3 separate regions of the Homo sapiens genome follow, and regions 2 and 3 are each linked to region 1. Evidence: read pairs that join two places in POLR2A ChIA-PET (ENCODE). Cell type or tissue: PC-9. All regions are shown on one strand.

Evidence for each region. Peaks named below come from ENCODE experiments on the same cell type or tissue, not always from the same donor. Only the 100,000 strongest peaks of a DNase experiment are listed, where the experiment ranks them.
Region 2: POLR2A ChIA-PET joins it to region 1 with 7 read pairs; 4 of 35 experiments call an interaction of 5 or more read pairs at or near these places.
Region 3: POLR2A ChIA-PET joins it to region 1 with 5 read pairs; 3 of 35 experiments call an interaction of 5 or more read pairs at or near these places.

What each region holds. Positions count from the first base shown.
Region 1 is chr18:11,946,190-11,948,689 of GRCh38, reverse strand. LOC101927511 (a long non-coding RNA gene) reads left to right here and starts at 507. Exons shown (of 4, transcript XR_007066296.1): 1 at 507-590; 2 at 1,957-2,104. RefSeq lists enhancers at 88-835, 1,159-1,288, 856-1,624 and a cis regulatory region at 744-1,531. In PC-9, a CTCF peak has its summit at 1,790; DNase peaks (open chromatin) are centred at 1,269 and 2,469; H3K4me3 peaks cover 2,247 bases; H3K27ac peaks cover 2,438 bases.
Region 2 is chr18:11,886,277-11,888,776 of GRCh38, reverse strand. MPPE1 (metallophosphoesterase 1) reads left to right here. Exons shown (of 11, transcript NM_023075.6): 6 at 34-108; 7 at 1,752-1,860; 8 at 1,999-2,064; 9 at 2,156-2,278. Among named protein-coding and RNA genes, the nearest start is that of MPPE1, 21 kb to the left of the region's middle. In PC-9, no CTCF peak of the experiment used is centred here; a DNase peak (open chromatin) is centred at 966; H3K27ac peaks cover 1,053 bases.
Region 3 is chr18:12,069,536-12,072,035 of GRCh38, reverse strand. No RefSeq gene overlaps it. Among named protein-coding and RNA genes, the nearest start is that of ANKRD62, 23 kb to the left of the region's middle. In PC-9, no CTCF peak of the experiment used is centred here; no DNase peak of the experiment used is centred here.

The sequences.
Region 1 (2,500 bases):
AGGTCAAAAAGATATTATTTTATTTTAATTAATTTATTATTATTATTTTGGAGACAGGGTCTGGCTCTGTCTCCCAGGCCGAAATGCTGTGTCATGATCTTGGCTCACCGCAACCTCCACCTCCCGGGTTCAAATGATTCTCCTGCCTCAGCCTCCGGAGTAGCTGGGATTATAGGCGTCCGCCACTATGCCTGGGCTAATTTTTGTATTTTTAGTAGAGACAGGGTTTCGCCACATTGCTCAGGCTGGTCTCGAACTCCTGACCTCAAGTGATCCACCTGCCTCGGCATCCCAAAATGCTGGGATTATAGATGTGAGCCACCGCGCCCAGCTAAAAAGATATTTTAATAATATGAATGCAACTCTGCATGTGCATGAAATGCAAAGGTGACAGGGTGTTATGAAAATGTCTCCCTTCCCTCTATTTTCTAGTCACCCAGATTTCCTATTAAGAAAAAAAAATTGTCATTAGTTTCTTAACCAATGGGTTTTAAACCAGACTTCCTGACATCTGTAAGATCTTGGCTTGGGCTCGCGGCCTCGGTGAGGCTGGAAGGGTCTTTGTGTGAGCTCAGGACGGCGCTGGACAGGTGGGCCCTGGCTCCAGCTCCGGCTGCAGCGTCTTCCCCGCGCTCCCGAGCCTATCCCTCGGGCGCCGGCCTGGGCTGTCCAGCGAGAGGGGCGGAGGGGCAGGGCCCCGGGCTAGGTCCAGGCCCGCAGCTGGCATCAGGGGGGGCCTGGGTGGGAAGACCGGTTGGGGTGGGGGTGCACAGACCCGGGGAATCTGAGACGCAAGGTTTCCGGCTCTTGGCCGCTAGTGAGGAAGGCTCGAGGCCGATCCTGGCCCAAAGCAGGGCGCCGGGCCATTGTCAGTCCTGGGAAGGGGGATTGGGAGGAGCCCCAGAGGGGCGGCCATTCCCTGGGGCGGCGTGGAAGGGAGGCAGCACCTCCAGGCGACAAGTAGAGCTGGGCCCTGGCGGGCTGCCACGGGGGTGTCTGGCAGTCTCTCCTGGGTCTAGGGCTGTTCCTCTGAGGTCACGAGGTGGTCCTTCGGGTGTGTCTGGGGTAAGCCCCTCTAGAATCTGGGGGCGGCCTCCCGGGGGCCATACTGCATCACGTAGTGGAGGTAAGCAGAAGCCCGTTGGGGAGGGCCCGCGGTGCTTCTGGTTTGAAGATCTCCAGGAAGAGTGATTTTAAAAAATAGCCTGACTGACGTGTAAAGAACCCTATCAAGTACCGTTTGCTGAGTCATGAGTGCCTGTTCAAGTTCAAGCCTGAGAACGGAGGGAAGGGGTGGGTGAAAAAGGACTCGCCAACGCCGCGGCGCCTCTAAGCTGGTAAATACGGCCGGCCTGAAGTGGGCCAAAGGTCGCCGCCTGAGGGACACACAGGCCCAGGCCCAGCGGCTGGCCTGAGTCTACGCGGTTTGTGGTTCCTCCTTAGGAAGCCAGATATGGCACTTTCACTTTAAAGATAAAGAAAACGATTTTAAATGAAAATAATTTTTTTTTCCCTTAAGGGGTGTACACTTTTACTTGGGTCACCTTTTGGTCTTCTTTCTTTTAATAAAGAAACCCAAAAGTATGATCTCTCTCAAGTTTTCTTATGTAAAAAAAATGTATAATTTTATTTTGTATAGAGACGAGGTCTTGCTCTGTTGCTCACACTAGAGTGCAGTGGCTCAATCATAGCTCACTATGGGCTCCTGGGCTCAAGCCATCCTCCCTCCTAGACCTCCCGAAGTGCTGAGGTTACAAGCATGAGCCACTGCACTGGCTTCTCATGTTTATCTATTATCTGGTGCCAACAAAAGGAGCTATTTTAACTCATCAGCATTGCAGTTAGTTTTGAAGCTGACCATCCGATAGATGTTTATGGACAGTTCAATCCTGGGCTATGTAATTTTGGAAATAAAATGATAAAATTGTTTTTCTGATTCTATGGTTTATCTTCTAGTTGGGAAGATAAAACCAGCACGTGTAATGTAATACATGACAATGGAAGATTCTACGTAATTAAGGGTTAACTCTGAAATCAGAAGACAAGTTTTCCAAGACTTGGGAAGGTGGAGAGATCAGAGATCAGTGAGAGAACAAAGAATCGGGTAAGTATTTCAAGAAGAGGCGCGTCTTACAGTGTGGATCACATTTCTGTATGGGTGAGGTGGCTCACGCCTGTAATCCTAACATTTTTTTTTTTTTTTTTTTTGTGACTGAGTCTCGCTCTGTAGCCCAGGCTGGAGTGCAGTGGTGCAATCTTGGTTCACTGCAACCTCCGCCTCTAACACTTTGGGAGGCCGAGGTGGGCGGATGGCTTGAGTCCAGGAATTCAAGACCAGCCTAGGCAACATGGCGAAACCCCTTCTCTACAAAAAATACAAAATTTAGCCGGGCGTGGTGGCACATGCCTGTGGTCCCAGCTACTCAGAAGGCTGAAGTGGGAGCATTGCTTGAGCCCAGGAGGTTGAGGTTCCATTGAGCCATGATTGCGCCACTGCATT
Region 2 (2,500 bases), 60 kb after region 1:
CTGAAAAATGTTTCTTCTCACAATTGAATATAGGATGAACACATACAAAGTAGAACGCTTTGAGAAAGTGTTCAGCTCTGAAAGACTGTTTTCTTGGAAAGGCATTAAGTGAGTATTATTTGTAAATTCTTCCAAGACCTTTAGTCCTTGGAAACTTCATTTTTTAAAGGTGCCTGCCATACTGGGATCTATCATCTACCTGCGTTCTGTTTAGCCTGGTTTATGATCTTTAAACAGCAGTGCCTTAGGCTGTCCTTGCTGGTGCTCACCATGGGAGCCGATAGATGGGAAACCTCAAACCACCCTGGTTTTCCTTGACAACCCCATAATGAATCGGTCAGTTTATGACTCTGCCCAGCCACTGTGGGAATGATAGTCTTTCTGTCTGCACTGTCTCTGGGTAGCACAAATTTCATCAGCCCACTTTGTAAAAGAGTCTTTATTTGATCAAAATATACTAATTTCACGTTACAAAGACTGTTCTCGTAGTTATGGTGTCATAACTACTATGGGATTTGGTGGCAAGTGTGTCACAGTTCCTCTGTAGCTCTGTGCCACCCATCTCCATTGGCCTGGGCTTTTAGACCAGAGCATCCTGACCCTTAGCCTGACCATGAGCAGCTCCCGCTCTGCGAGGCCACCTCAGTGCCCATCTCTACATCCTTTCTGGGCTGTGTATGTGGCTGCAGCACAGTGGACAGGACTCTATACTCTATACTGATTATAGACGCGGTGGAGAAAACAGGTGGGAGTGGAAGCCTTTTCTCTTTTAATCTTGTCCTTCCTGTGGGTGCCCAGCACTCTGTTGACCTTGGACACAGCAGGTCTGCAGGTGAGGTCATTTCTGTCCAGTGGCTTCACCACCAATGCTCACCTTTCCCTCTGCCAGGAAGGCAGAGTCTCTAGTAGGTGGCTTTCTCTGCTGACTCATAATAGAAGCATGATACAGTTTGAATTATTTCCCTCTAAGTGTGTGTTTAAGACACTTCAAACAGCTTATCATACTGCTGATCACTTGATAACTCCACTCCTTATCTCTAAAACGAGTTAAATTTCAAGCAGTCTTTACTGACAGGTACTTTCGTCATTCCAAGATGGTATGCATGTAGGAGATAAAACCGTATTTAGTGGGAGTCTTTAAAAAAATGTGGCTGCTGAGTCTAACCACAATGGACTTTGTTATTACCCTAGTTTGGGATTATCCATACCCAGTTAGCTCTAACCGGCACCCTACCCTCTGCCTTACTTGCTGTGTGTGTCTGTATGTCACTGATGCACTCTGTGGTTCCCTCTACCTGTTAGTCACAATATCTGACACGTACTGAGTACTTTCTAGTGGCAGGCTGTGTTCTAAACACCTGCCATGTCATTTCATTGAATCCTCACAACCAGCTGATGGGGTGGGCATAGGGTTCTTAGCCCTGCATGGAAGAGGCGCTGTAACAGATGAGGTTCTGGTTGGAGGATGAGCTTAGACATAGTCTAACTGCAGAGCTTCTGTAATCTGGGATTTCTCACAAGTTTAGGGTCAAAAACCCTTCGATCGTGTCTTAGACAGAACTCCCAGTAATGCTATTTTTGTTAATATTGACTCATATTTAAAAATACACCAAATTATTCTGGGTGGGATTGAAAGCTGCTCTGGGCTTGTTTCTTTGCACTGGATGCTTAGCTTTCTTTTCATGGGAACAGTAGGGAAAAGAAAGCACTGATACCCCCAGCGGCCTCACCTGCGTTTCCCTCCGCTTCAGCTTTGTGATGGTCAACAGCGTGGCGCTGAACGGGGATGGCTGTGGCATCTGCTCTGAAACAGAAGCAGAGCTCATTGAAGTTTCTCACAGACTGAACTGCTCCCGAGAGGTAGGAGAGCATCTGAATGCCACAGGTGCCTTCTGTCCCGTGTTGCTCCGCTTCGGTTGCTCACTCAGCCCCCTAGCGCTTCTTGCCCTTTGATGAGGGTCAGGTGTGCGGATTAATGGCCTGACTTGTACCCAGCAGGCACGTGGCTCCAGCCGGTGTGGACCTGGGCCTCTGCTGCCCACGTCTGCCCCTGTCCTCCTGCAGGTGAGCTGGGGGAGGAAAGGGCTCATGGCAGACAGCAGGCAGCCTGTGGTTTCACGATAGCCGCCTGAACTCCTCTCTCCACCCCGGACAGCATTATCCTCTGTATCGGAGAAGTGATGCTAACTGTTCTGGGGAAGACGCTGCTCCTGCAGAGGAAAGGGACATCCCATTTAAGGAGAACTATGACGTGCTTTCACGGGAGGCATCACAAAAGGTTTGCCAGGGTGTCGTGATGCTAATTCATGTCACAGTGTGACTCTCATCACCTTGCATGTCAACAAGCAGAGTGCCCAGGCTAGAGCAGGTGTTTGCTGAAACGTTCATGACTTAGTTATCACCTGGGGGGACAGGGGTGGAGGCCTGGCTTTCACAGTATCTCAGATTTTCATTTAATCGCTTTTTTTTTTTCCAGTAAACCTACTTCTGTTTCCTACCC
Region 3 (2,500 bases), 120 kb before region 1:
TGTCACCCAGGCTGGAGTGCGGTGGCACGGTCCCAGCTCACTGCAACCTCTGCCTTCCAGGTTCAAGCGATTCTCCTGCCTCAGCCTCCCGAATAGCTGGGACTACAGGCACGTGCCACCATGCCCAGCTAATTTTTGTATTTTTAGTAGAGACGGGGTTTCACCATGTTGGCCAGGATGGTCTCGATCTCATGACCTCTTGATCTGCCCACCTCGGCCTCCCAAAGTGCTGGAATTACAGGTGTGAGCCACCGTGCCTGGCCACAAAAGGGTTTTTAACAGGCTCCTTTCATTTTGCAGTTTTATATTTTCATGAACATCATCACTGGAAAAGCAGACATCTCTGTCTTCATATTGTAAATTCATTATTCACTTGGTCATCATGTTTCTTCATTGATTACTTTTACCAATCATTCTTTCAATTGATTCATTACTCAATTTTTACCACAGAAAAAAGTAACTTCGTTTTCCCTCTAGGTTACTTAATGTAGTGGTAAAACTGGTGGTCAAAGGAGGCACAGTTTTCATCTAATTCAACAGTTTTTCATGAAGCATGTCTCAGCCGCTGAGAGCCACCTGAATGTGGACCTGCCCCTCTGCTTCTTCAAAATAATTAGCAGAAAAGGATTAATAATTCATGGAAGTGGTGGTTTTTTGCCAGCATATTCCTATAAAAAGGGAAATATTTTCACATACTGTAGGGGCTGCCAGGCAGCTGAACATGTGGCCTGGCACGGAAATTGGTGATAAAACTAAAATATCAGGAAATTGTACCACTCATAACTTTTCTGCCAGAAGCTTCATTTACATTATTTTTAACTCTTGAGAGAAAAAGATTTTCATATCTAATCAAAGGAGCCAAGACTTTTTACCATGCATTGAACATTGAATTTTAATGTGAAATTCTAGGAGAAAAATAGATTTTTCTTCTCAATTAACCAATAGTGACATTTTACTTTGCCAATATTAAGATGATCTTCTGTTAAAATTTAGCTGAAATCTGTTTAACCCCAGAAATGGCTGCTCTAGTGGATGATATGTACTCGAGTAACACAATTTTCTCAGCAAATTAGTAATTTCAGCCTTTTGGGTTAAATGGTGAGATCTATAAAATTTTCCAAGTCCTATTTCCCACACGAGATTTATCATTAATAGATTAAAAGTAATTGTAAAAGATAGAGGTAAGACAAAACATTATTTATCATCCCTTAATTAATAGTTTTCATATTTAATGACATTATTTTTTAAAATATCATTTTCACATCTACCTAATTCCCTTGCAATGTCTATTTTCCCCTGATCTGATCATAAATATCTAGATGGCACCCCCTTAAGTATATGACAATTGCTGTTGTTTATATTTTGCTTTTTATCAACCATGTATCCTTTGTCAGTTTTCATAATGTCTTAATATTTTATCATTGTATATGAAGGGTAGGTGATCCCTTCATAAAAGACAAAAGTCAGAATTCATCAGTCTCACTATCAACATGTGTTCAACAGTGCGCTTTTCAAAATAAATAGCTTTATATTTTTCCTTATTTGTAAAATATCATGATTTACAAAACATGAAAATACTAAAAATCTTTTATTTTTGCATAGACACTCCCACACACTAAGACCAGCACATATAAAATACGACCACTCTATTGTGAATCCTGCTTTAATTACATATTAATATATAATTAACTGTATGTCTATAAATATAGTCATGTAATCACTTTACTGCTTATATAGTGTTCCATAATTTAACAAAATTTAATTTCTGATTAATATGTAAATTTATATCTACAGTTTTGCTATTATACATAAGAATGCGATCAGCAACTTTACCTATATCTTTGAACATTCATTCAATTATTCCTTTAGGGCAAATTCCTAGAAGTATGATTACATGTATATGTAAAATTTTGATTAACACTATCAAAATTCTAACCCTCAAATTTATTCAAATATATGTGCTCAATTGAATTGAGTTTTTATAAAGCTGTTTTATCTTTTACAAAACATTTTATCTTAGCTTATATTTTTATAATTAGTAATAAATTTTCTTAGATTTGTCAGCAATTTTAACATTTTATTGGTGTGTTGTATGAATTGTCTCTTCTATTAGATGTTTGTCTTTAATCCTTTAATCCCAAATATGGCATATCTGCAGCCAAGACATTTGCCCTTTAGGTTAAAAATTTCATATACTAACTTTCCTGAACAGAAATGATGAATGTTTATCATTATTAATTTTTACCATTTTAGCTTTTGAATTTTTCAATTTTCTTTTGTTGTCCCAGTAAGTGCAAACAAATATAATATTTGTTTTTTGGCCCTTAGCAATTTTTTAATATCCAAATAGCTGAACTCCAGAAGGTATTGAATGAGCTCAACACATGTGTTATGCCCTCATTTTGGGTTGGCCAGTCAGGCTGAAAAGACCCTGCCACACCTACTCACTCTTTGTAGAGACTAGGGCAGGTCTGTTCACAAACATCCATGCTTCAACACT